Regions from separate parts of the Mus musculus genome. Here regions 1, 3, 4 and 5 are each linked to region 2. Evidence: chromatin loops called from intact Hi-C (ENCODE). Cell type or tissue: heart. All regions are shown on one strand. Region 1 has its middle 140 kb from the start of Pcsk1. Region 2 holds the start of Ell2 (elongation factor for RNA polymerase II 2). Region 3 holds the start of Glrx (glutaredoxin). Region 4 overlaps Rhobtb3 (Rho-related BTB domain containing 3). Region 5 holds the start of Rhobtb3 (Rho-related BTB domain containing 3).

Region 1 (5,000 bases), 480 kb after region 2:
GGAGTAGGTCCAGCTGATCCTCAACTATGAGGAATAGATAGATTCTGTCCAACAGTAACTTTGCTTTCTTGAGTCTAAAGACTGAGTTTTTAAATATAATTTCCTGACTTTTAACTTCTCAAATCTGTAACCTATTCAACACAATCTTTACTGTTGTCAAACTTACTTTGTCAAGAAATTTGTGCTATACTGGGGGTGAAGTCATGTCCACATGGAAGTACAAGAAATGTCATAATGGATCTATTTTTTTAATTCAGATTATACATCTCTCATGCAATGTCCGGTGTCAGTTATTTTTGAAAGCCTCAGGTTCCAGGGGCTGATGAGCAGTTTTGAAGGGCAGCTAGCCTGGAACCTGCAGACTCTCTTCTTAGCCTGCTCAGCTGTTCAGGATGGGCAAGGACAGAGGCTCTTTTCTCAAGCCCACTTAATTCTGCTGACCCCAACTTGGAAGGTGGACTCCTTTTTATGACTAAGGAGCTAATGTCTGTGTGACAGCTCATGGCATCCATCTTTAGAGAACTGCCTTAGAAGAGCCTGATGCTCAGCTACTGGGTTAGGATAGGGTAAGGAAAGGTTAGGGTGAAGGTAAGGGTGAGGGTCAGGTTGAGGGTGACGGTCAGCCTCATGGTCGCTGTCACTGTTTTCTCTTTCTCCATAAAAACTCCATAAAAATAAAAGTGCATCCTGTCACTCATTTCCTTTAACTTCAATACCAGTGCTGTATTATCAGGTCATTTAGAAACATACACCATTGTAGGTACGAGAAGAACTGTTTGTAGAATCCTGACTAAATAGTGTTCTATACAAAATTCTGGAAAAGAACTACCATGCTGCTGCCCCATAATCACACACGTCCACCTAGGAGCACCAGTCTCTTTTACTTTTAGATGTAGTTTCAGAAACTCTTGTTTAAAAAAAAGGTCTGATCCTTCTGTATGAGGAAGCTAGGATAATTACCCTGCTACAGAGGCAATTGAGCACCAGTTCCTTTGATTTCTTTTCTCCTTCACATCTTTCATCGTCTGCCTTTAGTTTTAGAAGATTTCATGTCTCCATTATTTTGTGCTAAGCTAACCTCAGCTTTTCCTGCCAAGACCAGGCTCTACAGTTCAACCTCCCTCTTGAAACATCAGCATCCCTCTGCTAGGGATTACTTTTAGTGGATTCACTTGAATTCAGTAACAAGAAATCTACTTCTGACCTACTCCCCTTATTCTCTGGACCCTATGTCTTCTTTTTTATTTTTCATATAAGCTTCATAAAGGACTAACCTATATGGAGCAAGACTATATTCACTGTTGGCAGCCTCTGCAATCTGCTTCTCTTGTTAGGTACCTGCACACTAGCTGTTGTGGACTTTGTGTTGCAGCTCATTTCTGGGGCATTTGCCTCTGTTGGTTGAGTTTCACTGCTCCACAGAGAATTCTGCTCTTGGTTTGTCTTGTTTGTTTCTGTCTTTTTTCACTGTGGCCTCCTCTGCTTCCCACCACTTGTGCTGGGTGGTCCAGCTGTCTGTTTCTTTCCTCCCAGTACTGGCAATCTTCTTGGATGAGCTTATCCACACTCAACATTTTAATTACTAACTTTGTGCCAATGACACTGTCTTTAGTACCTTACCGTCCCTCCCCTGATCTTCAGGCTCAACAATTCCATCACCTCCTAGGTACTTTTTCTCTGGATATTCTCCAGATGTTTGGCTCCATTTCTCAAAACGCACCTTCCTCCATTTTCTTCAATTTCTATTTGTCACTTTTTTTTCCCCTGTTATAAAATGTTAGAATTTCTCCCTCCTCCACTTCAGAAAACTGATTATTAAATCCTAGGACATGTCCATCTTTTCTGTCTCTCAGACTGATTCCATTCTTATTCTCCATACACTGTTAGAGCTGAGCATTCTCTGGCCTTGACCACCTCAACAACTGCCTCGCTGGACAGGGTTTCTGTAATTGCTCTGCTCTGTGCCCCTGCTCAAGAGCTTCTGGACCAAAACCACCTGTCTAAATCCACTCAGAATCCTACAGGGGAAACCCACTCCTTGTCTAGCATGCTCTAGCCCACTCTGAAAACACCAGCACCACTCAGCATGCCTCACTGACTGCAGTAATAATGCTCGCGGTAGTTTTCTACCACCACTCTGTTCTTTTCTTTCCTTGCTTCCTCTTTTCTCCAGTACACATGCTTTGCTATGAAGACTTAAGTTGGTCTTATGAATTTCAAGTAACTATTATAGTCTTCATGCTTGGGTCTGTAAAAAAGACAGGCTTCAGTTGAATAGTCACTTTAGTTGTTTTAATCCTCAATGCAGTCAGAAGGAGGACTGGGAATACAGTATTCCTGTGCCCCCCTGTGATTAAAAACTTGCCAAGGTGTGTAGATTTTCATACCAATGCGGCTCCAAACCCAGAAGCACTCGCCTGTTCTGAAGCACACACTGCCCTCCAGTGGAACTCCTTGGAAGGACACACCTGATCTGCCATGACGAGTGTTTCCAGTTATTTTTCCCCATCAAGCATGCTTTGAACAATGTCAAATTTTAATTCAAAATGATTTTATTTGACTAAAGAATATTTTTCAAGTCAAATCTAGTAGTGAAGGCTTTTAATTCCAGCTATCTGGGATGTAAAGGTGTGAGGACCTCAAGTTCAAGGCCAGCCTGAGAAAAACAGTGAGACCCTGTCAATGACTAAGTAAACATAAGAATCAGGCCATAGCTCAGCGATATGCCCCAATTCTTGCCTGGCATTTGGAAAGCTGGAAAATTTAAACCTGATGCTTAACAAACCCTACAACTAAAACTAGGCTGAAGCAAAAATAAAACTTACTTTGGAGCGTTTAAGAATTTGTTCTGTGAAGAGAGCAAACACAGTCACCCTGACAAGCTACTTCATCCAGTGCAACCCTTACTTAACACCAGTATATCCTTTTTTTGGTTTTCAACCACGGAAAGGATGATGGTAAAGGCAACTATAATCTCTATATATCTATATATAATACTGGTTAATATTATGTAAAGCTGTATTTTATGTAATTTATGGTTTTGCTACAGAGTGACTTTAGAGAATTCTCTAATATGATAGAGCAAGAGTAAATTATTAGAAAACTATTAAATAATATTAAATTATATTCATAGACACACTGGTAGAAGATGCCACAAAGCCACACAGCAACTGGGCATCAAGGTGTCTGAATTTCTGTAGATGCTAGCTGGCTGCTCTGAAATGCATGTAGCCACATCTGCACTTGGGGCTCATAATGTGTGCTTGTGCAGAGTGTCACATTAACATCTTGCTTGGCATATGCCCTTTTAGATGAAAGACACTGCTAAGATTAAAGCTGACCTGCTGTATTGGGCAAAGGGCAGCCTGGATGCAGGGACACTCTTCTTCTGTCCACTGTCTGTGACTTTAGAAGTCCTCAGGGCAGGATCAGAGAATGGAGAACTAAGAACATACTTCAGATGTCTTAGAAACCAATAAAACTGTTGCTTGACCTCTTCTTTCTTAAGTTGCCAAAGCCATGGGGAAAGCTCTTTTCCTTCCTCCCTCTGTCCCTCTCTTATTCTCTCTTCTTCCAGCATTACCACCACCACCACCACTTCTTCCTATACCTCCTCCTTCTCCTTCTCCTTCTCCTTCTCCATCTTGTTATTCTTTTGTCTTAGCTTCATCTACTCAGAATCACTTGTTAGAAGAACTTGAGGTAACTTTTTTTAAAAGGGAAAAGGATGGACAGATTTTACTTAGAGTGTCTTGTTCATCCCTATTTTTTCAAGCCTGAAATTTACAAAATAGAAGTTGTTCAACTGCTGCTGCTTACATAAATCTCAGGAAAAGCCAAGTATCAGACAGAAAGGTTAAAAGAGAAAAAAGAAAAAGAAATGAAAATAAAATCTACTTTTGGTCTGCTTTCGTGTTTTAAACACATATTTCAGGCCTCAGGTTCCAACACGCCAGGTCACGACTGTACTCCGTTTTGCATGGTTCCTTGTTTTATAACCTAACATTATGTTTCATCCCTTCCTGTTTTGCTTGTGCTCTGCTTCATTTATTATCCCTTCTTTCTTCATTTGAAATCCTTGTTTACTATGTTAGAGTTCCGTGGGGCGTGGAACTTACAGTATCAGTAACTCCCAAAGCCCAGAGAATATATAAACATAATAAAATGCCTGGACTTTGACTCTGGAAGAGAAACATGTGATCAACTACAACTTCCCTAAAGATAACTGCTCTGAAGTTTAGTTCACAGAAATTTAATGTTCCATAATATAAATGGCTCACCTGTTGCTTTTGATGAGTTCTAGCCCACTCTTCCTGGATGTGGACTCCTGGGAAGAGGGTCTTTGAGATAGCAGATGGCTCAGCCCAGAGGTGAGGTCATTGAAAGAACATGGTAACACTTTGTACTTGGAAGACTGCCTGACTATTTGTGCCTCAGAGCCTTGGATTCTGGTCCTTGCTTAGACCTTTGCACCTTGGCAAGCCCAATTTATCTTTCAGTCTTGAACTGAGTGCCACTGTCGTGGTAGCAATTCTGAGTGTCCGTCTATGGATTGGCCTATGGGTACAGTAACTATGCACAACAGCACCATAACTTGCTCTAGCTTGGAAATAAAAATGTTTATGAGGGAAAAGATGGCAACAAACATCTCTCTTAATACTGAATAAAGTAAGGAGAGGCCAGGTGCCTGGCTTCAGTGGTTCTTAGCAATGATCTTAACTACTGTCAGGTACCGATACCATCCATGCGCTTTAGCTATGCAACTTGATTTGAGCACTATATGAGAGAAGAGTGGAATCACAACTTTGATACCATACTGCCAAGAAAACGTGTATATAACCACAAGAAAATTATTTGAATATCTTCATGCATCTATAAGAGAAAATGTAAATGTAAAAACCAGTATCAATAATAAAATCTCTACTTGGCTTTTATGGAGGGTCCCAGGTAGCTTTTAGGGAATATTTTAAGTTGGGAGAGCCTTTTAAAAATTCAAGGCA
Region 2 (5,000 bases):
AGAATAAAAGGGTTCAGGGTTCAGGCAGATGCCCACTGCTAGCAACTGTTACTGGGTCAGCCCTGGTCTGGATGAACCAGGAAAGGTACCCAGGCATGCCCACAGGTTTATGCTACCTATTCCAGAGTACCCTGATTTAACTTCTTCCCATGTCCCTACAAGGTTGTGATTTTCATCCTAAGTTAGACTCGATTCCGAAGCCTCTTAACAAGTGTTTTTATTAAAATAAATAAATAAATAAATAAATAAAACCCCCCAGAAAACCCCAAAGTATAGCTTAAGTGACCCAACTAAGGACAGGAGCTGGTTAACTGAGAGCAACGCAATGTCTAAAGAAAAGGCTGAGTCAGCTCGTTCAACCCCACCCACCCGCAGCATGCCACATTTAGAAAAATGGAGACCCAGGGACTGATTCAATGTACTAATTTATATGCCAGCAGTGGAAAATGGGTGAAGACAGGAACAGGGACTAAGAACAGTTCAGAATAAAGCCACGGACTTCAGTAATTAAAACAAGCAACATTAAAACAGCATCTAAGCAGAGAGTTGACAGAGAAACAAGATTTGATATTCTGTCTCTGTTAAAATAATGACATATAAACAGAGGTGAGCTGGGCACTCTAACCTTAATTCCAAGTATGAAAACACCAGACAGAAATGAAGGCCATACAAAGATAAGAAAACAAACTCCCTTTCAGGGCCCCATTGGACACTGGGGTCGGGGGTGGTCTGTCACTTCAGTTATCCTGGGCAGCACCTTCTCTTTTCTTTAAGTGGACCTCTTCACCAATTCCCTGAACCAGTGTATGGTGAAATATCCCTGTTTAACTGTACAGTTTGCCTTTTGTTTCCTAAAGGGGGTGATCCCCATCCCCGCCCCGAACCCTCAGAGTTAACTTTCTACACCACTCTAACTCAGCCTCAGCCTTTCCATATCCCCAGGTCTGTTCTGTTGTCTTTTAATTGGGGGCTTGGCTCCTCTTCTTCCTCTCCTTATGTCCCCTTACCTCACTTCTTCCCACTGTCATTGCTTCCTATGCCCCTGGAACCCACAACCTTATCTCTCCATCTTGCAGGGCTGAGTTTCTCTGTCAGCCTTGGCCCCCCTGCCTTCCTGCCTGGCTTTCCCCAGATGGGCCTCCCACTTCATGCTGGTACTGGCCTCTTTCTTGCTTGTGAACCTGTCTGGAGAGTAGCTACTAGCACATTCAGTTTTGCTATTTGGATCTTTGTGTCTTTATTGGTGGCTCTACACTGCTCTCCAAGCCTTATTTGAGGTCTTCTCCCTGGGTGGAAGGTCTGTTTCTCCATATACTTGCACTCCTCCCTGTTGGCTTCCCCTTAATCTCCACAAAACGTGTCATTACTTTCCACCATATGCTTCTCTGTGCATAACACGTGCCCAATCAATTCTTTGGGAGCCTCTGAGAGCATATGATCTGGATCTTTCCTTTTCTGTCAGGTGAACTCATATACTCCCAAGATGTACACAACTGTTTATGTTCTCTCTGTGTGTGCATGTGTGTGGGAGCTTCTGGAAGCTCTGCTGGCCCAGGTTTCTGCTTCTCACGATGGCTCTGCCTAAGACTATTTTTCTCTGTATGCATTTAAAGTGCCTGGCACTAGTAGGAGCTCAACAGATGTTAGTTCTTTTTCCACTTTTATCTAAGTATGTGAGGTCCGAGTCCCTCTGTGCCTGTTTTATGAGACATATTGGAATATATTCTTTAGTAGGCACTGAACTTCTTGTTAGAAAATCCTGTGGGGTGTAGCTGTTTGTTTCTTTTCTCTGAACAAAATGCCCCTGGCTCTTCCATATGGTATAGTCTTTCCCTTCGACAACATGTCCACTTTCGTCTCCCTACTCCCCCACCCCCTTTTACATGCCCATAATCGGCTTCCTTATACCCCCATCTGGTTAAATTGTCATTACGGTGCCTTTCTGTGCGAAAGTTCCTGGGTTTGGACTCCAGCTACAGGGTATGTGCCTTGGAGCCTCTTCCTCTAGTGGAGTCAAGCGCTCAGAGTATGGGATGAGGCGGAGACCACAGGTTTCTCTCTCTGGGGCCCAGGAAAAGAGCAGAATCTCATCCAGTCAGCCGTCTGTCTCCCCACAACCTTCGGGCTCGCTCCTCGCCAACAGACAGCGAGCCAGCACAGGACGCGGAGCGCCTTTCGGCTACGCGGAGCTTCTGAGAATTCCTTTCCCCAGACCCGGCCGTCTTGTTTCAGGCTCTAGTTGATTTTGAGTCTTCTGGTGTCTCTCCCGGAGATGAGGTGTCGGTTTGCGGCCACTCGGTATGCGGTGTGTCTCCGGGAACCCAACCCACAGAGCTGGAGTCCCCGAGTCCCCGAGAGTGCAAGGTGTGTCCCCCTCCCCCTCCTCGCAGCGCCAGTGTCCCGGCCTTCCCGAGTACACCATGTACACTCTCGCCTGCAATAGGGGTGCCAGTGTCTCCGAGTCCCTGAGAGTACTAGTTATGTCTTCACCCCCACGGAGTGCCGCTGCCCCTCGCTCAGCGACTCAGCCATCCCTCCGCGTTTCCCAGAAAACTCTGACCGCTCGCGGCCTCCGACCCTCGCTTCTTTACTGGTAGCTCCGTGCGCCCCCTCCGAGGGTAAGGCGATCGCCACACTTCTCTCCCAAAGGACCCGGTTCCTCCTCCGGACCAAACAAGCCAGAAACCCCGCGGGCGGCTGTCGGAAAGTCCCGCAGCGGCCGCGCAGCCCCGGCCAGGCCGACCCCGCCACAAGGGGCCGCCCGCCCGCGCCCTCGATCCAGAGGCCCCGGACCGCGGCGTCGGCGCCCGCGGCTGGCCTCGTTCCCTTCGGCGGGTGCGGAGGCAGCAGCGGGAGCCAGCGCCCCACCGGCGCGGCGCCAGGCGCCCGGCAGAAAGATCAGTGGCCGCCGCCTCCCCGAGCGCTGCCCGGCCGGCCGCTCACCTTGTGGCTCTGGTAAGTCTCCAGCGCCCGGATCGCCGTCTCGGTGAGCTTCACATGCAGCACGGTGATGTTGTCCTGCCCCAGCCGCCCGCACGCCAGCCCGTACCGCTGCTCCTCCCGCAGTCCCGCAGCCCCCCCCGCCGCCATCTTAAACTCCCCGGGGTGCCACCGCGGACGCCGCTCGGGCTCCAGCCTCCACTGCGGCCGCGGCTGCTCGGGCTCCTGCAGCCGCCGCCACAGCTACGGCCATCCCGCTGCTGACGTACTGTCATATACTGCGCGCAGCTAGACCTCGGGCTTCCACAGCTGCGGGCCGCCCCACCCTCGAGCCCGCACCCCGCCCTGGACTCTGTTCATTGGTCTGAATCCCCACAGAGCCTCCCTCATTGGCTGCTCTTCACCTCAAGGGGGCGGGGCCCAAAGTCGCAGGAGTTTTGCTCTCAGGACGGGACGTCCGACAGAGGAGAGGTTGACGTCGGGGTGACGCGTCGAGTTAATCTTATCTGACGTCATGTCTCGTCTTGGCTCTCCTGCGGCGATTGGCTGGACCGATTTGGGGCAGAACCCTGCTAATTGGGTGTCAAGGTTACCAAGTGAGCCTAAGTCGGAGCCCCGCCCCTTGAGAGGTAATAGTGGACCGAACACATAGGTCAACCTGTTCTTGCGGTACGAAGTGAAGATCCCCATTCGGTAGGGGTGAAGGCAGGACAGATGACCAAGTACGGATTTTGTTTCCTGACAGCTGCACAAGCTTTGGGTCTTGATATGCTCTGTGGTGCAGACACCGTAGGCTGTCTCAAGAGAGCTTTTCCTTAAAAGGAAGTTCAGTACTGGGGTGGCACAAAGGTTTATTTATTTGTTTGTTTGTTTGTTTGTTTGTTTATTTTTAATTCCAGACTTGAAATTACCAAGTCAGCTGTAGTCTTCAGTAGTTGTGTGAGACTGTGTGGAAAACTTAAGCACAAAATTATACCAGTGCATTAAATGTGTTTTGAGTGGTGGTCATGATACAATAAATAGAGTTGGACCTTAGAGTCTTTCAAAATCAACTCATACATGTATGTGACTTCAAAGGAATAGAATATGCACTGGAGCTCATCATATGATCAGGGTTATGCCTTTTTATGGGTCATGGGGAAACCATACTGTTCGGGGTTTCTTCTTTCAAAGGCCCTTGAAGAGTATAACTGACCTTGAGGTAGGTAAAAAGAAACAATGATACCACCCATTCTCTGAGTCTTCTTTGAGATCTGTGTCTTTCATTGGTTTTATTTAGGCTAGGAGGTCTTACTGAGTTTAAATGGAGGAGGTAGAGGCCAAAGTGTAAGGAGGCTTGGCTTAGTTTCCACTTCAGTTTACACTGTGTGTGGGCATGGCTAAAGGAGGGTGCCTACAGCAATCCTCTTTAAGCTGTGTGCGGATAGACTAGATAGGTTTCCCCTGAGAAGGTCAATTAATTGGCTGATCAGAAACACAAGACAAAAAGCAAACAATTGCCAAGTTGAGGCTGGGAGATTGACTGTGGAAGGTAGGTTCTAGGCCCGCCTGGGCTTCAAACCAAGCCCTGTCTCAGAAAACAAGAGCAAAAACTAAACAAACAAACAAACAAGTGAAAGATTTAAAAGCAGGGATAGGCACTCTGTACAAATATCCCTTTTTGGCCGGGCGTGGTGGCACATGCCTTTAATCCCAGCACTCGGGAGGCAGAGGCAGGCAGATTTCTGAGTTCAAGGCCAGCCTAGTCTACAAAGTGAGTTCCAGGACAGCCAGAGCTATACAGAGAAACCCTGTCTCGAAAAACCAAAAAAAAAAAAAAAAAAGAAGATATCCCTTTTTGTTTTAAAAATCGAGACATTCATTATTGTAAAGCCCTACCATCGTCTTTCTGGATTTTTTTTTTTTTTATAGATATTTACATGGTATTTTTCTAGCTTTTAAATACAATTTGGGCTATAATTGCCTTTAATTCTATATTCACCCCACACCTTAGTAAATCCCCCCTTTTCCAGACCCTCAAGCATTCTATGAATGCTTGCTATGAAAGTCTCAGAAGGAAT
Region 3 (5,000 bases), 130 kb before region 2:
GGACTGTTTCTGTAATCAGGTCCTGCTGAGTTCCTGCTGTATACCAGAGGTCATGGGTCACACAGAACAACTGAAACAGCCAACTACTCTCAAATTCTCATTCTTAAAATGCAAACACAACCTTATTCAGCACCAGAAGCAGTGAGTTGGAAACATTTGTGCTTCCCTCAAAAGAGATGCATTTAGATTTGGACTCAAGAACCTGCTGGGGATAGGGAGTATGTATACAGGATCAGGGATATGGCTCAGGATACAGCAGGAGTACAGATCTTCAACGACCATGTAAACAGTCATGCATGGCACAGGAGCTCACTGGCTACCGTCTAACCAAAATGGCAAGAGTACAGGTTCACTGAGAGACCCCTCCTCAAAACAGCTAAGGTGGAGAGTGACTGAGAAACATCCTGAGGTCAGCCTCCAGTACATGTACACACACAGACACATACACACACACCTTTTATACTTTTAAAGTTGAAAGGCCACTGCAAAAATAGTGTTGCTTTACAAATCAATGCAAACATTTGTTAAATGAAGAAATTTTGGTTTTTGTTTGTTGGTTTGTTGCCTTTGTTTTGTTTTTCTTTTCTCCAGACCCCGTGCTGCTCAGCTAAGAATAGCATTTTCTTTAATTCTGTTGTAACTGGGACCATCTACAGGTCTTACACCACTCTGCTGTTATGAGGCAACTAATGTGGAATTTGACCTGAGCATGGGATTGTCTGAAGTTCTCCCAGGCAATCCCACTCTACAGGAGAGGAGGATGTCTGGTGGGAGCTGGAGCAGGACCTGGAGGGTCTATACGCCTCTCTTCCCTGTCCACTCTGCTGTGTCCCTGCTCCAAGACCTCGTCCTATAGCTGTAAAATACACACTTATGGTTGGCACTACCATGCAGATTTTTGAATGAAATAATTCCCAATGCTTTACACCAAGATCCCAGAGAAAACCATTCAAGTCGCACTAAAGCTCAAGTAAAAAATGTGTTTCTTCCAACACTGCCCTGCAATGTGCTCCTGAAAAGAAGTGAGCTTGCGGGACTGCTCTCCCAGGAAAGGGGATACTCTAAAAAGACCACCCATGCCTCTCCCTTTAGCTATCAGACTGTGTAAAAACAAAGAACCTCAAACACACCCCCACCCCCACCTTCACCCCAAACCAGAGCTGGGAAAGGCTGAAATCCTGGTGCTAGTCAGTGGAGAAACCCACCTCACAGGAAGAGAATTTCACACAGTTCTGACCCCTGGAGAGCAACTGGACCTGAGACTAAGGTGAGTCAGGGGTAGTGGGGGAGGGGTGGGGCTGGGGTTTTCACCTGGACCTGGCCTGCAAACCCCGGGCTTTCCATTTAAGAAGATGACAGGAGATTCTAGTTAAGAAGGGAGATGGCTCGGCTAGTAACTCATCAGTAAGTGCTTATGCATGAGAGTGAGGACCTTAGTTTGATCCCCCAGAATCCACAGAAAAAAGTTGGGTGCAAATCACAAGCTGGGGAGATCTAGATAGGAAGATCCCAGGGGCGTTCTGGCTGCTAGCTAGTCCAGTCCATCCCAGCCTGTGAACTCCAGATTCAGTGAAGGACGGTGTCTCACCAAAGTAAGGCTGAGAGTGATTAAATAAGTCATCCAACATTAACCACTGGGCTGTTGTGTAAACAAGGGTACACAGACACACACACCATACATTTTATGGACTTGGGCATCCATGGACATCTGTATTTTTTCAGCTTCCCAATGAAGCCTCACTGAGGAAGTTTCTTTCCTCTGCTTTTCACTGTCACGCGTCACTTTAGTTGGTATTGGAGGCAGGTGGCCAAGGTTCTTGGCTTGTTGGGGCTGCCTCGGCTTTGTCCCCAACACTCCAGTTAACTGTACAACAAGCTCACTTTCCAGCACTGGAGTCTGTTGAGCTGGGCATTCCAGCAGCAGCCCAGGCACAAAGAAAGCCTTTTCTGAGGAGGAAGGTGTTCTTAGAGAGCTGCATATGGATTTGTGGAACAGGACTTTGAAGCGCTCCCTCTAATCTTGCAGCCTGCGTCACTGAGGATGGATCTCCAAGGCAAGAATCCATCAGATCATACAGTAAGTTATCATGATAACCAGACCTGAAAATATCCTACAATTAAGGCAGCACAGGCAAAAATGGAGTCCAGGATTTACTTTTCTAGTGGGTGGGGCTAGGTAAGAATGGACAAACTAGGTGATAAAGAAAGAAAGCCTAGTGCAAAGAAAAGGAAGGGCCGCAGACCCCACTACATGCTAACAGGGGGAAGAGAGTGCCTATGGCCCCCATCCATAACATAAAAGCTAGAGATCACATCCAGCCTCGAAGCTGCCTCCTGCCTTGCCAGAAGAACACTGCCAGTTCAAAATAGTGCTTAAAACAAAGCCTTCAGATAAACACTTAACTGCCGCCAGCCCAGCTGTCAGGCCCACTATCCACACACCAACCAGCGTTCTGCCTTCTGGTCCTCCCAGGCAGTCCTGCTGCCCACTCATTTGAGCAGTGTCTTCCCTTGAGTCCCTCCCCCACACCCTGCAAAGTCCTCTGGCTGCTTTGAAGGACAGAGCCCAGGCAACGGCATCCTAGAAAAGGCACAGCTAGCTGTCTACAAAGCTCTGGAAAGGAAACAGCAACACCCCAGCGCTTCCTTAGCATTTAAACACACTCACTGTTCTCGCTCCGGTGAGCTGTTGTAAATAATCTTGAATCGCACTGGTGTTGTTAGTGGCTGTGATGTCCACAAACTCCAGAAGACCTTGTTTGAAAGGCAGTTGACTGAGGATTTCTTGGGTCTTTCTGCAGTAGGGGCAGGTGGGCTTGATGAACACGACCACCTTCCCAGACTGGATCTTGCAGTTCACAAACTCCTGAGCCATGCTGACAGGCTGCAGCTTCTCCAGGGAGGAACGTGCAGTTGAAAGTAATGGTCCGGTAATGCAGCGGCGCTTAGCCAGCAGCTCTCATTTAATAAGGAACCTCCTTGGAGGAGGAGTTACCAAGTAGGATGCTTCAGTTTTAAAGGGCCAGCCCCAAAGTCAGTTCATTTTGGTATGAGTCAGTACTTCCTAGGCCTACCATTGCACACTGGCTGTGTAAGCTATAACAGGCTGTCTTGTGTCCTCCCCAAGAACAGAACTAAGTCACCCTCTAGGGTAGCAGAGACAGCGCAGACCAGTTTCTGGGTAGGAGGCCCCAGGTCCTCTTAGAACAAATTCTCTCTCTCTCTTCTTTTGGAAACACGGTTGTTTTGAAAAATAAAAACACAACCATTCAGGAAAGCTTTGGCTCTTCATAGGATGTGGGGACTGCATAGTGATTGGGCCTTGTGGGTTGCACCGGCATGCTTTCTTTGCCCTGTAAGGTGGGTACTTGTGTGATTAGTGGACTTGGTTCTTGACATGTAAAAATGTGCTTGTCTGTACTTTCTCTCTGTCTTTAAAAAGTGGGGTGCCATGCTCTGAGTTCATGGTGAACAATGAGCCCTTTTCAGTGGGGTAGATTTGTGACTGAACTTTGCCACGGGGCCTACCTGTGAAGCTAAGCTTTTTAATAGGTCTCTCTTACTCCAAAAGCCTTAGGGCTGGTGACCTTTGAATAGCAGTTCAGTAAGAAACAAATTCTCCCATAACCCCTGACCTGAGATTCCAGACAGAATGTGGATCTTTTCCTGTCTGACTTGTTTTGACAGTGAGCTGAGGTGCTTTGGGAGGTGGTGCTGAGGTAGATAAGCAAGTCGAAGAGAAAACTCCTGTCAGACTGAAGCACCTTTCCAAGCAAGCAACCAGCTCCACAGTAGAACCAGAGTATCTTACAGGAGGTCAGACTACAGTCATGTCCTGGTGACGGCTCTGGTGCACATTGTGACCAAAGAGAAGTAAACTGACTTCTGGGGGCTGCTTTCTTTGTCACTCTCACTGTTACCCACATCAAATGGCAAAATAACAGTCAGATGGTAATAGTCAGGGCCACAGAAGAAGCGGAGAGAGAGTTCTGCCAACGGAGAAGCGGCCTGGCTGCATGGCTGAGGTGGCTGGCCCATGGCAGGGTTGTAGACCTCTCAGCCCATAGCTTCCCACAATTCTGAACAAGTTTAGGGCTAGAGTCTTAACTTTCTGGCAACCTTCTGATGCCAGCTGTTTCAAGGACCTCTTGAGGGTTCTTGCTGTTCACATGACCCTGGGGAATAAGCACCCAGCTCAGGCTGTTCCTTTAGAGTCTTTCTCTCCTTCTCATTTGTCTGGTCTTTCCCTTCCTCCTTTTCCTAACAATCTGACTCTCTCATCTATCTCAAAGATCATTTTGAGAACCACCATGATCTTCGGTCTCTTGCATTCTGCCCTGTCTCAATATTTGCCACTCCTGTTTTCCTTACCTCCTCTTTGTTGCAATCTGACCTCCTTATCTCTCTCTGCCTGTTGAAATGCCTCAGTTACTTAAGCATCCTAGAACCAGTGTGAATTTATCATGTGCAGAAATGTGGGGACCTCCCAAGAGACCTGTATAGAGTCACGTGGGGCTTGGAGTCTCACTTTATGCCTAACTCCAAACTCCAGACAGATGAAGATCCTTGTCTGAGTATACTGTTTCTATAATTTTACAACATCTGATTTGCAGTCTACTATATTTACCTGAAATCTTATAAATGATAGTACCTGGATACAGGAGAACTCTATTGTCTGTCCTGCAGTTCAGATTAGTTGAGACTAATATCTGAGCCCTTATCTAATATTTAATAATATGTGGACCTCCCCTCCAAGTCTCAGGAAAGCATTGTCTGCTGAGAAGCCCTGCCTTCAGCCTCTCAGACTTAGTGTTCAAACTGCCCAGCTTTCTGCTCAGCCTCTAAGCGCAATCATCTGTCTTATGGCTAGGGCAGAAAGTTAAAGGCATCTTTACTGTCCTCTGCAGTACATGGAATAGCCAAGCTCTCCTAGTTTTGCCTCCTAGATCTGAACACAGACTACTCCAACTGAATGCTGCACTGTTCTTGGGGGCCCAGCC
Region 4 (5,000 bases), 170 kb before region 2:
AGCTAATATTGGAGAGCTATTATGGCCTTTAGCATAATTGGCTGATGCTGGGAGTCAAACCATAATTTCTGCTTCCCTCAGCATTGGTGATCATGAGGCTGGGTGTGGACTTGTTGGCAATTAACTTGGAAATGCTGGATTTGTTGTGGTTAGCCTAGACTTTGGAGCTAGGCTCGGGTTTTGTTGCAGGGGGTGGGGGGAAGTATAACTTGGAAGTGAATGCTAGGTACTGGCCTGTTAGTTTACCTGAGTTCAAGTTCTCTAAAATGGAGTCTGGACTTAAAAGATTTGGTTTCTCACCATTTCTGACACAATGATGGTGGATGTTCCGTGATGATCTGTGGAACTGAAGGCTGTTATGTGGATTCATGGTAGACATTACAACAACAGGAACCTCATGAGTTCCATGTCATCCCATCTGGTGCTGTCTTTGTGAAGTGAAACCATATCTGGAAAACTCAGCAGTTTCCCTAGAGAGTCAGTGTCCAGCTCAGGGGCTTCTCATTTCACAGAAAAGGCTCTGCTTGTGTTGCAGCAGTGGGAAGATGGCATGGCCATGCTCATCAGCTCTGCAATGTCCCCAAGGTCAAGACTGTGCTCCTTGGCTTGGCTCGGGACAGCCTCTTGGCCATTCCTTCTGTGAGGTGGGCTATTTCCTTTGCTTTGCAGTTTTCCTTTCCTGGTGTAGGAAATCCTTTCCAAGACAGTTCTGTGTGAGGTTGACCACAAGGTAATGGTTGAGATGTTTTCCTGGGTGGAACATGGTCAGAGGTAGCAGTATTTCAAGTCAATCATGATGGATAGATGCTGTTCTAAAAACACAAGGCAAAATCTGTCATTCCAATTCTTTGGTCTTAAGGAAATCTAAACTAACAACTGTTTGTCTGGTTTGCAGATTGTTGGGCTCTAAGACAAGTTTAAAACTCTGTTTCTATGCTGTTTAAGAAGCCTCTGGAGCAATGCCAGTTATATCCCCTGTGAGGCTTCTACGCAGCAGCCTGGCCTGTCATGGACAGTGGCCCTCCAGTTTGAACACGCTTGGAACTCTACAGTATTACAGTTCTTGATTTGTTTACCTCTCTCGCCTTTCAGGAGCAACTGTGCCAGCCCACAGGGCCATCTTGGTGGCACGATGTGAAGTGATGGCTGCCATGTTTAATGGTAATTATATGGAAGCCAAGAGTGTACTGATTCCAGTTTATGGCGTTTCCAAAGAGACATTCTTGTCATTTTTAGAATACTTATACACAGACTCTTGTTGCCCAGGTATGAATTTTGCATGGTATAAGACAATCTCATCATACTTTCTTCTTACTCGTTTTGATAGATTGCTCTCGGTGAAATCTGTTTTGTTTAAGGTCAATCAGAGTTGATACCGTGGCATTTGCTGAGCAGTTTGGAGTTGAGATAGGGAGAACATTGCATTCTCAGTTAGTTCAAATGGATCTTCCATTTGAAGTTCATGCACTCCAGTGTCCTAGCTGGCACTAGCAGCAAGGTTACTGATTGCTCTAGATACCTGGGAACAGTTATTTGGGGTACCTAGTGGTTGCTCTAATTTTAGAGTTTAGAGAGCACAAATAAGAAGGGCTAGACAACAGATTTCATAATCCTCACATCTGGTTGAGATATTTTTCAGGACTTTTAGTACTGTGAGACTCCTGTAATATTTCTGGCTCTGAGAGTGTAGAATATTTAAAGGCTGCTCTACTTCCAAAGTCAGACTCCCCTAAAATTGGCATATCTGTAAACATTCCTTGAGATGTTTAGAATCCCAGTAGATTATAGGATTTATTTCTAAATTCACTAACCAAATTCTCTCACTAACCACTAGCAATGTTAATAATAGTTAATAATGTGTAGCAGCTACACACTAGAACTGATCTTGGGAGATTACAATCCTTTGAACAAGGTGCAGAAGCCCCTAGGAATGTTTTATCCTATTTGTCCACCAGATGGCTCCCTCCTCAAACACAGCTCAAATGAGAAAATTCCTTCTCTAGTCAATGGTCTCAGGCTTCCTTCCCAGTTCTGTGTTTTGGAGTTGTTAATGCTGATATTAATAAGGGTTGACTTGCTATTTTTGCTTGGCAAAAATGAAAACATTGGTTATTAGTAGAAAATTGTTATCATTTTCTCAATAGGAATTTGGATACTTAATAAAAAATGTGATCACTAATCAGAAAAAATGCTCAGGAAAGTAATAGCAACTATGGGCACAATACTTTAAGAATTAAAAGGTTATTTGGGGAAGATTAGCCAAAATGAAAACTCAGAGTTCAGTTAAATACTAGTGTTTATGTGTGTGCATATGTGAGCATTTTTTTAATCAAGAAAAGTGGAGACTGTTGGTCTGTTTATATTAAGTACTGCCGAAATAATAACAATGTTGTTGGTGTCATAGCTACAATGGAATGTAATAGATGTAACAAATAGAAGTACACACCAGTAATGTGTGTTTTCTTTTTGTTTCTCAGAGCAGTAGTCTAACCGTACATCTTCTCTCATTTGCTCTCTCATCAGCTGGCATTTTTCAGGCCATGTGTCTCCTGATCTGTGCTGAGATGTACCAGGTCTCTAGACTGCAGCACATCTGTGAGCTGTTCATCATCACACAGCTGCAGAGCATGCCCAGCAGGGAGCTGGCCTCCATGAACCTCGACATTGTAGACCTGCTCAAAAAGGCCAAGGTGGTTGGCTTGGGTCAGGGTGGGGCTCTTTTGATTTAAAATACACAGATACTCCTTTTATTTTTCTGTGTTTTAACAGCAATATCGAGACTAGTATTCATTCAAAAGTTTGGCTGAATGAGGCTACAGTTTCTTTGCACTGGTTTTTACAGTTAAGTAATTTTGAAGCATTAGGTTAGAAGTTACATATGCGTATTTTTTTTTCCCCAATCGTGGTACTAATCCAGGTTCCTTGAGTGTGGCTGTGTTAAGAACAGTGGCAGTACAGGAAATAGAATTTTCTTCCTACATTACTGAAAGGAAAATGGTAGGATTAGTCTGTATATGCCAACTGACATAGTTCCCAAAACTCCTTTCTCCCTCATTCATTAATCATTCATTCATTTCATGAGCATATTTTCGAATTCAGTGGTATGGTGAACATTTGTTGAGTTCACCTGACAAGCCTTGCTGATTAGGAATCTAGGAAAATGAAAAGTGTAAAGTTGGGTATCACCTCACTGGCTTCTGGCTCCTCGAATGCCCAGGCCCTCACTGTTAAGAATGGTGCTCCTACTAATTCTGGGAGACACATGCAGATTGCACAAGTCACTGTGAACAGCTGTGGTTATAAAGTGTAGTAGGAGGCTGGCCCGTGGCCTACACGAACCAGGTATTTCTGGAAGGCAGGCTGGGGCTGAAAGAGAGACTAGGTGGCGAGAAAAGAATGAAGCCAAGACAAATTTTTCTCTGATCAAGGTCATCGAGTTTATTAAGAGACTGTGCTTAAAAGGGGGATTTCCCCCCCCCCCCCCCCGCCAGTCCATGTCGCCATGCTGTTGCTTATTCAGGAATGTCTCAGGAAGATAGGTTCAGCCTCTAGGCAGGTAGCAGAAGAGCAGGGCAGTTGTCACTTCAAAGGAAGCCAGCCAAGTCGGAAAGCTGCACTGCAGGTGGCCCCACCTCAGTGGCGACAAGGTCTGCATCAGCCTGCTTCAGGCTGGGGGACGCTCCAATAAAGAGCTGAGCATATGGAAGCTGAAGAGGTGCACAGCAGAGCAGTGCCTCTGAGCACACAGCTGAGCAGATCGGAAATGGAATGCATTTTCTTTTTCCTTTCTTGCAGTTTCACCACTCAGACTGCCTTTCCACCTGGCTGCTTCATTTCATCGCCACTAACTACCTCATATTCAGCCAAAAGCCTGAATTTCAAGACCTTTCAGGTACATTGCTGATTTCTGCTTTGAAAAGAAAATGTTATAGCTTTCCTTTGTGATTTGCAACATAATTAACAGAAACAAATGCTTTAACTTGAGAACATAAATATAATGCTACCCACTTCCTTTTAATTCCTCTATATAACTAAGGACACTTCAGCTTTAGTCACCTGGGTTTCATAAGCAGCGTGGCCTAGGTTACACAATACATTTTCTAATGATTATTTTATAGTGTTCATTCATGTTTAATTTGTTTTCTGGTAGGAGTGTTAAAGTGGTGACAAGTGTCCTCAGGTGCCACTTGGCTGTGGTAAATGAGACCTTATTCAGTCAGGAGCAAACTTTAAACGATATATGGTTGAGCTTTTTCCTTTTCATAGAAATATAAGTATTGTTATTTTATAAGATGTCATCTTTAATACTTAGATAATCTATATATATATCTATGTAGGAGCTTTGAAATAATAGTTTTCTTATTAACCAAGTATTATGGAAGGTTATATGGAATTACTGGAGATAATTGTAGAGTGATTTCTGAGGTAACTGGTAACGATTAAAATGAGGCAGCCAGGCGTGGCGGTGCATGCTCAGGATCTCGGCATTTGTAAGTGGAGGCAGGGGCTGGTGAGATGGCTCAGTGGGTAAGAGCACCCGACTGCTCTTCCGAAGGTCAGGAGTTCAAATCCCAGCAACCACATGGTGGCTCTCAACCATCCGTAACGAGATCTGACTCCCTCTTCTGGAGTGTCTGAGGACAGCTACACAGCTACAGTGTACTTACAATAAATAAATAAATCTTTAAAAAAAAAAAAAAAAAAAAAAGAAAGTGGAGGCAGTAGAATTCTGAGTTCTAGGCCAGTCTCAGCTTCAGAACAAGCAAAGGGTGAGATTTCCTGGAACTGCATAATAGGAAGGAAAACAAGGTGGGGTGTTTGTCAGAGTAGGTGACTCATGAAAAGGACAGGAAAGAGTGCCAGTCAAGGACAAAGAACTCTGTATGGGGATGGCTGAGGGTTTGGAGAGTGCTACAGAGGGATTAGGGGTAAACAGGATAAGTGGAGGGAAAGAGAATGGAGCAGCAGACTCCAGAGTTCTGGGCTCCCCTCCATGTCTG
Region 5 (5,000 bases), 230 kb before region 2:
AAGTAAACTACATAGAGAACGCCCCCTGCCCTGCCCTGTCTATGGACAGGAAGCTAATTCTGTCTCAGCTGAGCAATACTGATTCCTAATAAACAGTTGTGGCCATCTCCCAGCTTCTTGTTTTCCTCAGTCTTCCCAGGACCTTTTAAACATCTAGTTCTCAAAACAGGTCCACTTAACAGAGAAAACAAGCCCAATTTCAAAGCAGAGCAAATAATCAAAAAGATAAACAAGAACTCTTAACTGTGTGTGAGATGCTTGTGAGAATTTTAATATTTATGAGGGAGCCCCAGAGTAGCCTTTGGCCTGTCCTAGTATTAGCAGTCCTCATGGTGTTTTATACTGGAGGTAGTCTGAGGCCCTTTTGGGGCCTCCACAAGCTTTACTTCTGTGTGTCATCACGAAAGAATCTAAAATATCCTTACATTAACATGATCCTTCTTTTTCAGTGAGCTATTATTAAATAATGTAACTGGAATGTGTACTGAAAAAAATCCAAGTAAACTGCTACAACTTTCTTTTTTTTTTTTTTCTTTTTTTTTTAAACCACACACATTAAAAATCCCAACACTTCAAATTCCACAATCTTGGTTAAAATATGCCAAATATAGCTTGCAATAGTAAATGACCTTTCCAAAGTGGCACCCGCAAATTAATTGGTGCGTGAACAAAGAACCTTTTCTGCAGCTGCATGAATGTTGCCTTTTTTTTTTTTCCTTCTTCACAAGTACGATTTTACAAAACAGCCAAAGCGCATGTTGTAAATTGACAAAACGATAACACACTTTCTGCGAAGGCTGGGGTGGGTACGGGACCGCGGGGTGGGCAGGGGGCTGCCTCCTGGCTGGGCTCTCTTCTGGTCCCCGGCGGGGGCCAGGCCGCCCCTCCCCCGCTCCCGGCTCAGGTTTCAGCCTTCCGAGTTGAGGAAACTTGCTGCAGGCGGATTGGCGGCGAGCTGCTCCCGGGCTCCGGCGTCGTCCCCGCGCCCACCGCTCCTTTGTGTCCCGCGGCCTCGGCCAGCAGCCAGCTCCCCCGCGCGCCGGACTCTCGGGGCGACACGTGCGGGCCTCCGGCCCCGCCGAGCGGAGGCGGAGCCCGGGCGGAGGCGCGGCGGCCAGGAGCGGCGACCAGGGACCGCAGCGCTGCCAGCGCCCGGCCGGCCGCTCACTCCCGGCCCGCTCCTCTGCGTCGGTAGCGCCGCGTCGTAGGAGCGGGAGGGCCGCGGCCGGGGATGAGCTGACTGCAGTGAGAGCGTCGCCCGGGCCCCCGCCAGGCCGCCCGCTGCCATCTCCGCGCCGCCCTGCCAGCCGCGATCATGTACGTACGCGTCGCCGTTCTGCCACGGTCTGGGTCCGGGACGTGCCACGCGCCCTGGCTGTACCCACCCGCTCACCGCGCCCCTCTCGGCCCCGCAGGTCCATCCACATCGTGGCGTTGGGGAACGAGGGCGACACGTTCCACCAGGACAACCGGCCGTCGGGGCTCATCCGCACATACCTGGGAAGAAGCCCGCTGGTGTCGGGGGACGAGAGTAGCTTGTTGCTGAACGCGGCCAGCACGGTCGCGCGCCCGGTGTTCACTGAGTACCAGGCCAGTGCGTTCGGGAACGTCAAGCTGGTGGTGCACGACTGTCCCGTCTGGGTAAGGGGCAGTGGCTGCGCGGTGCCCAGGAGGAAGGAGCTTGCCTTTTTGGATCCCTCCTCCCCTTGTTTCTTAATTTCCTGATTGCCTGGAGAGTTTTTTTAGTTTGTTTTTGTGTTTTTACATTTTTTGGCAAATCCCATCCTTTGTTACAATTTGGAGGTGGTGGGGGCAGCCCAGTCACGTCTGTAAGGTAAAATGGCCCCAGGGCAATATAGAGCCGTTACTGTGTTTCAAGACTTGTTCTTTAGTGGATGGACAGCTGACAGTTGAATGTGCCAACCCCAAACAGGGTCGCGAAGTTCCACTGGCCAAGAGTCATGTTTTCATGTCCACCTCGTGGAGGATAGGGAGATGTGTTCTATAAATACTGCCCTTTACAGCTCAACGTAGGCAAAAATACTCTAGACAGGGACAGGTCAAAAATAGTATGGGAACAAGGGAAAAAAGAATGGGATTTGAGAACTAATTTTAAATGGCTTATTTGTTGATTATTAACCTCTGAAAAGACTAGTTTTTAATAGTGCTAATGCTCATATATTAGCCTTTTGTTTTAGTGGTTAATAAATTGGAAATACCACTAAGAACTTAAATAAATCTTCATGTTTATGATAGTTGAATAAAATAAGTCTTAGCTTGTCTCTTGAGTAGCTTGACTCTGAAGTGTTTGATAAAAGGACAAAGAAGACAGCTCCCTGACTTACAAATATCTTCATAACACAGTAGCACTATGTATTTCAAGTGTCTTCATTTAATTTTAAATCTGTGATTTCTTGCTGATATTGTAGTTATATATTTTTCAGCTAAAGATTACTATATATACATAATATATAAATGTTTAAACTTTTGGGTCTTAAAAAAGGTACAAATTATGTGAGATTTTTACATTAAAAAGACAGTTTTTTTTTTAAGAAAACTACCAGAGCTAAGGAGAACTAGCATACTTTTGAATAGAAATGTGTAAAAAGTAAAGAGAAAATTTTCTTGAGCATATTTTCCTATTATGGAAAGAAAGCACTCTTTAACTGGAAACTCATATCAGTGTGCTGAAATAAATGAAAGGATGCTACCTAACCTTCAAGTATGACAGTGATGACAGTATCAAAAGATGCCACTAGGGAGGACTGGTAGGCACAGTTACTTTGAGCCCTTTTATTATGAAAGATTTTGTAGCCTAAAAGTATTACTTATTCAGTATACTGTTGAATAAATGTGCAATGAATCAATGGAGTAGACACAGAAAACATAAGAGAAGATGAATTAGGATGTTGGGATTTGCTTTTTGTTTTGTTTTGTTTTAATTTGAGAGTTAACCCTTTCCTGCCTGTGTCCATTTAGCCAAGAGCCAGCCATTTTATAAGAATAAAATAGATAACACAAAATCTTCAAAATGGGTGAAAAATAAGCTTTGTGGTCTTGACTCTTGTCACATCTTGACTGTCATGGTTTATAAAGGGAATTCCAATTGTGTGTGCTCACAGTCTGTGACGACACATTCGTCACTGGGTACAACTTCCCAGATTGGATGAGCCCTCAAGCGCAGTGAATTAAATAGGCAGTTATTCACTCTGAGCTTCTGGGTCTTCCTCTTGAATGCAAGTAAATTCTGCCAGAAATATGAAGGTTGGTGATGCCTGTCAGCTGGGACTGGCATATGTACTGAGTCGGAATATCAAACAGCGCTTTGGACAACAAAAGGAACAGCTTTCACACCCCATGCTCTCACTATATGTGGTTTTGGTAAATTGCTCACCCCCCTCTCAGGCTTATTTTCCCTATCTATCCTAGAGCTGTGCTGAAGGGTAAAGTCCCAAGTATGGTGGCTCTAGGTGCTCCAAAAGCGATAGCTGCCATAATAAAGTGCATATTACAGCTTTAGTGCAGTCATATAGTACTTACACTAAGCATGGGAGAGTTTCTCATGTCAGTCAAGATTTACACCAGTGCAGGACCTGCACACACTCATCAAACAGAATGAATCAAGTTCTTGTTTCCCTGTAGGAACTTAGATTTTGTGTTTTAAAAGATAAGCTTGACTCTCCAGTGTGGGCCCCCTCAAGTTTGTTGTGTAACATCCCAGGGAAATCCTGGAACTGATTTACAAGGGCTGGGACACATGGATTTCCTCATATTTCTAGAAACCAGTGGATCATTTTCTCTGTGATGTAGCCTAAAAGGAAGGCGTTGCTGCTGCCATGGGGTTGGAAGGATCTGGGAGAGCTTCCCTTTTTTCTAGTTACTTTCTGTAGCTGGCTGGCCCTACTCTGGCTGCTTGCCATCTATCTTGACACTTTTAAAAGAAATCTGTTTCAAATTCACTAGATAAAGTTCATGGCTTATATTCTCCTACCTCTCTCCTTTGTAGTCATATTATTATTTAATTTCATATTTCTAGATTTTTGTTTTCCTCTCTGTAAAAATTATGTTCTAATGCAATGAGGTTAGCTGGACCTCCTGGCTCCTGCCTATAATCCCAGCTCTTGGGAGGCAGAGGAAAGAGAGTTATCAGTTTGGGCCAGCCTGGGCTACATTAGACAGTCTCAAAGAATTGAGAAATGAATGAATGGATAAAAAAATGAATAAACCATGATGTTTATTACTATTTTCTTATACAGGGCTTGAAGCTCTAGATTGTGTTACAACTAAGTGTTTGCAGTTGTCTTAGCCTCAATACCACAGAGTAAATTGCTACTACTTAAGCCCCCTTTCCCCATGTTTTCTCTTAATGCCCCCCCCCCTACCCCCACATAATTCTCTGATAACTCTGGATTCCTAACTACTGGAATGTGAAAACCACTTTCTACCTTGTTTTCTAGGTGTTCAATGGCTGTTGGGTTTGAATCCCAGGTCTCTGATGTTTTCTTGTTATTACTGTTACCCTTCAGCTTCCTTACTGTGTTTCACTTGCATATTCTGAATGTGAATATTTACAGATATGCTTAGACCTGTGAGAGTTTGCATTTTGTTGACTTGGGAGTTAGGTGTTCTCATCTTTTTGAGCTATATCGGTGTGGCCACTTCTCCCCGTGCCCGTTGCCCCTTATACCCTAATACTATATCCTGAATTGTCCTCAGTCAGACCCTGATAGCTCTGTTTGCCTTCCTATTTCTGTTCTTTTGTGTTCTCTTAGTGTTGTTGATAATTTGTCCCTATTTAAAAATTCTGCAATGCAACTCTCGTTCTCAATAGACTTCCTAAGGAGGTTAGGTATGGAGATGGGACAAGAACCTCTCTCTGTAAACAGGCATTTCTGTCATAGGCTAAAAGCTCTGTCACGTAGATATTGCTTGATTGGAACATTCACAGATCGAGGTGTGAGCATTCCTAGTCCAGCACTTTACTCACCTCCTAAGCGTTC

The links. A loop is a pair of places that touch in the nucleus more often than their neighbours do. Peaks named below come from ENCODE experiments on the same cell type or tissue, not always from the same donor. Only the 100,000 strongest peaks of a DNase experiment are listed, where the experiment ranks them.
Region 1: a loop joins it to region 2, with 3 times the contacts of the local background. A loop is called at or near these places in 9 of 42 quality-filtered maps.
Region 3: it touches region 2 in a loop (2.8-fold over the local background); 4 of 42 quality-filtered maps call a loop at or near these places.
Region 4: it touches region 2 in a loop (3-fold over the local background); 6 of 42 quality-filtered maps call a loop at or near these places.
Region 5: a loop joins it to region 2, with 4 times the contacts of the local background. A loop is called at or near these places in 3 of 42 quality-filtered maps.

Annotation. Positions count from the first base shown.
Region 1 is chr13:75,225,235-75,230,234 of GRCm38, reverse strand. No RefSeq gene overlaps it. Among named protein-coding and RNA genes, the nearest start is that of Pcsk1, 140 kb to the right of the region's middle. In heart, a CTCF peak has its summit at 2,445 (motif pointing left); no DNase peak of the experiment used is centred here.
Region 2 is chr13:75,705,741-75,710,740 of GRCm38, reverse strand. Ell2 (elongation factor for RNA polymerase II 2) reads right to left here and starts at 3,257. Exons shown (of 12, transcript NM_138953.2): 1 at 2,944-3,257. The coding sequence starts at 3,090. It overlaps 1700037F03Rik (a long non-coding RNA gene), which reads left to right and starts at 3,584. Exons shown (of 3, transcript XR_873683.1): 1 at 3,584-3,662. In heart, CTCF peaks have their summits at 2,725 (motif pointing right) and 3,351 (motif pointing right); DNase peaks (open chromatin) are centred at 2,330, 2,510 and 3,330; H3K4me3 peaks cover 3,719 bases; H3K27ac peaks cover 3,180 bases.
Region 3 is chr13:75,837,844-75,842,843 of GRCm38, reverse strand. Glrx (glutaredoxin) reads right to left here and starts at 2,958. Exons shown (of 3, transcript NM_053108.4): 1 at 2,669-2,958. The coding sequence starts at 2,875. Gm41005 (a long non-coding RNA gene) reads left to right here and starts at 1,776. Exons shown (of 2, transcript XR_873685.2): 1 at 1,776-2,077. In heart, no CTCF peak of the experiment used is centred here; DNase peaks (open chromatin) are centred at 2,543 and 2,943; H3K4me3 peaks cover 2,402 bases; H3K27ac peaks cover 2,446 bases.
Region 4 is chr13:75,875,063-75,880,062 of GRCm38, reverse strand. It overlaps Rhobtb3 (Rho-related BTB domain containing 3), which reads left to right. Exons shown (of 12, transcript NM_028493.2): 9 at 1,093-1,266; 10 at 2,524-2,690; 11 at 3,796-3,892. Among named protein-coding and RNA genes, the nearest start is that of Gm24163, 28 kb to the left of the region's middle. In heart, a CTCF peak has its summit at 1,940 (motif pointing right); no DNase peak of the experiment used is centred here.
Region 5 is chr13:75,939,848-75,944,847 of GRCm38, reverse strand. Rhobtb3 (Rho-related BTB domain containing 3) reads left to right here and starts at 1,024. Exons shown (of 12, transcript NM_028493.2): 1 at 1,024-1,317; 2 at 1,416-1,641. The coding sequence starts at 1,316. In heart, a CTCF peak has its summit at 1,931; DNase peaks (open chromatin) are centred at 1,017, 1,317 and 3,827; H3K4me3 peaks cover 3,009 bases; H3K27ac peaks cover 2,109 bases.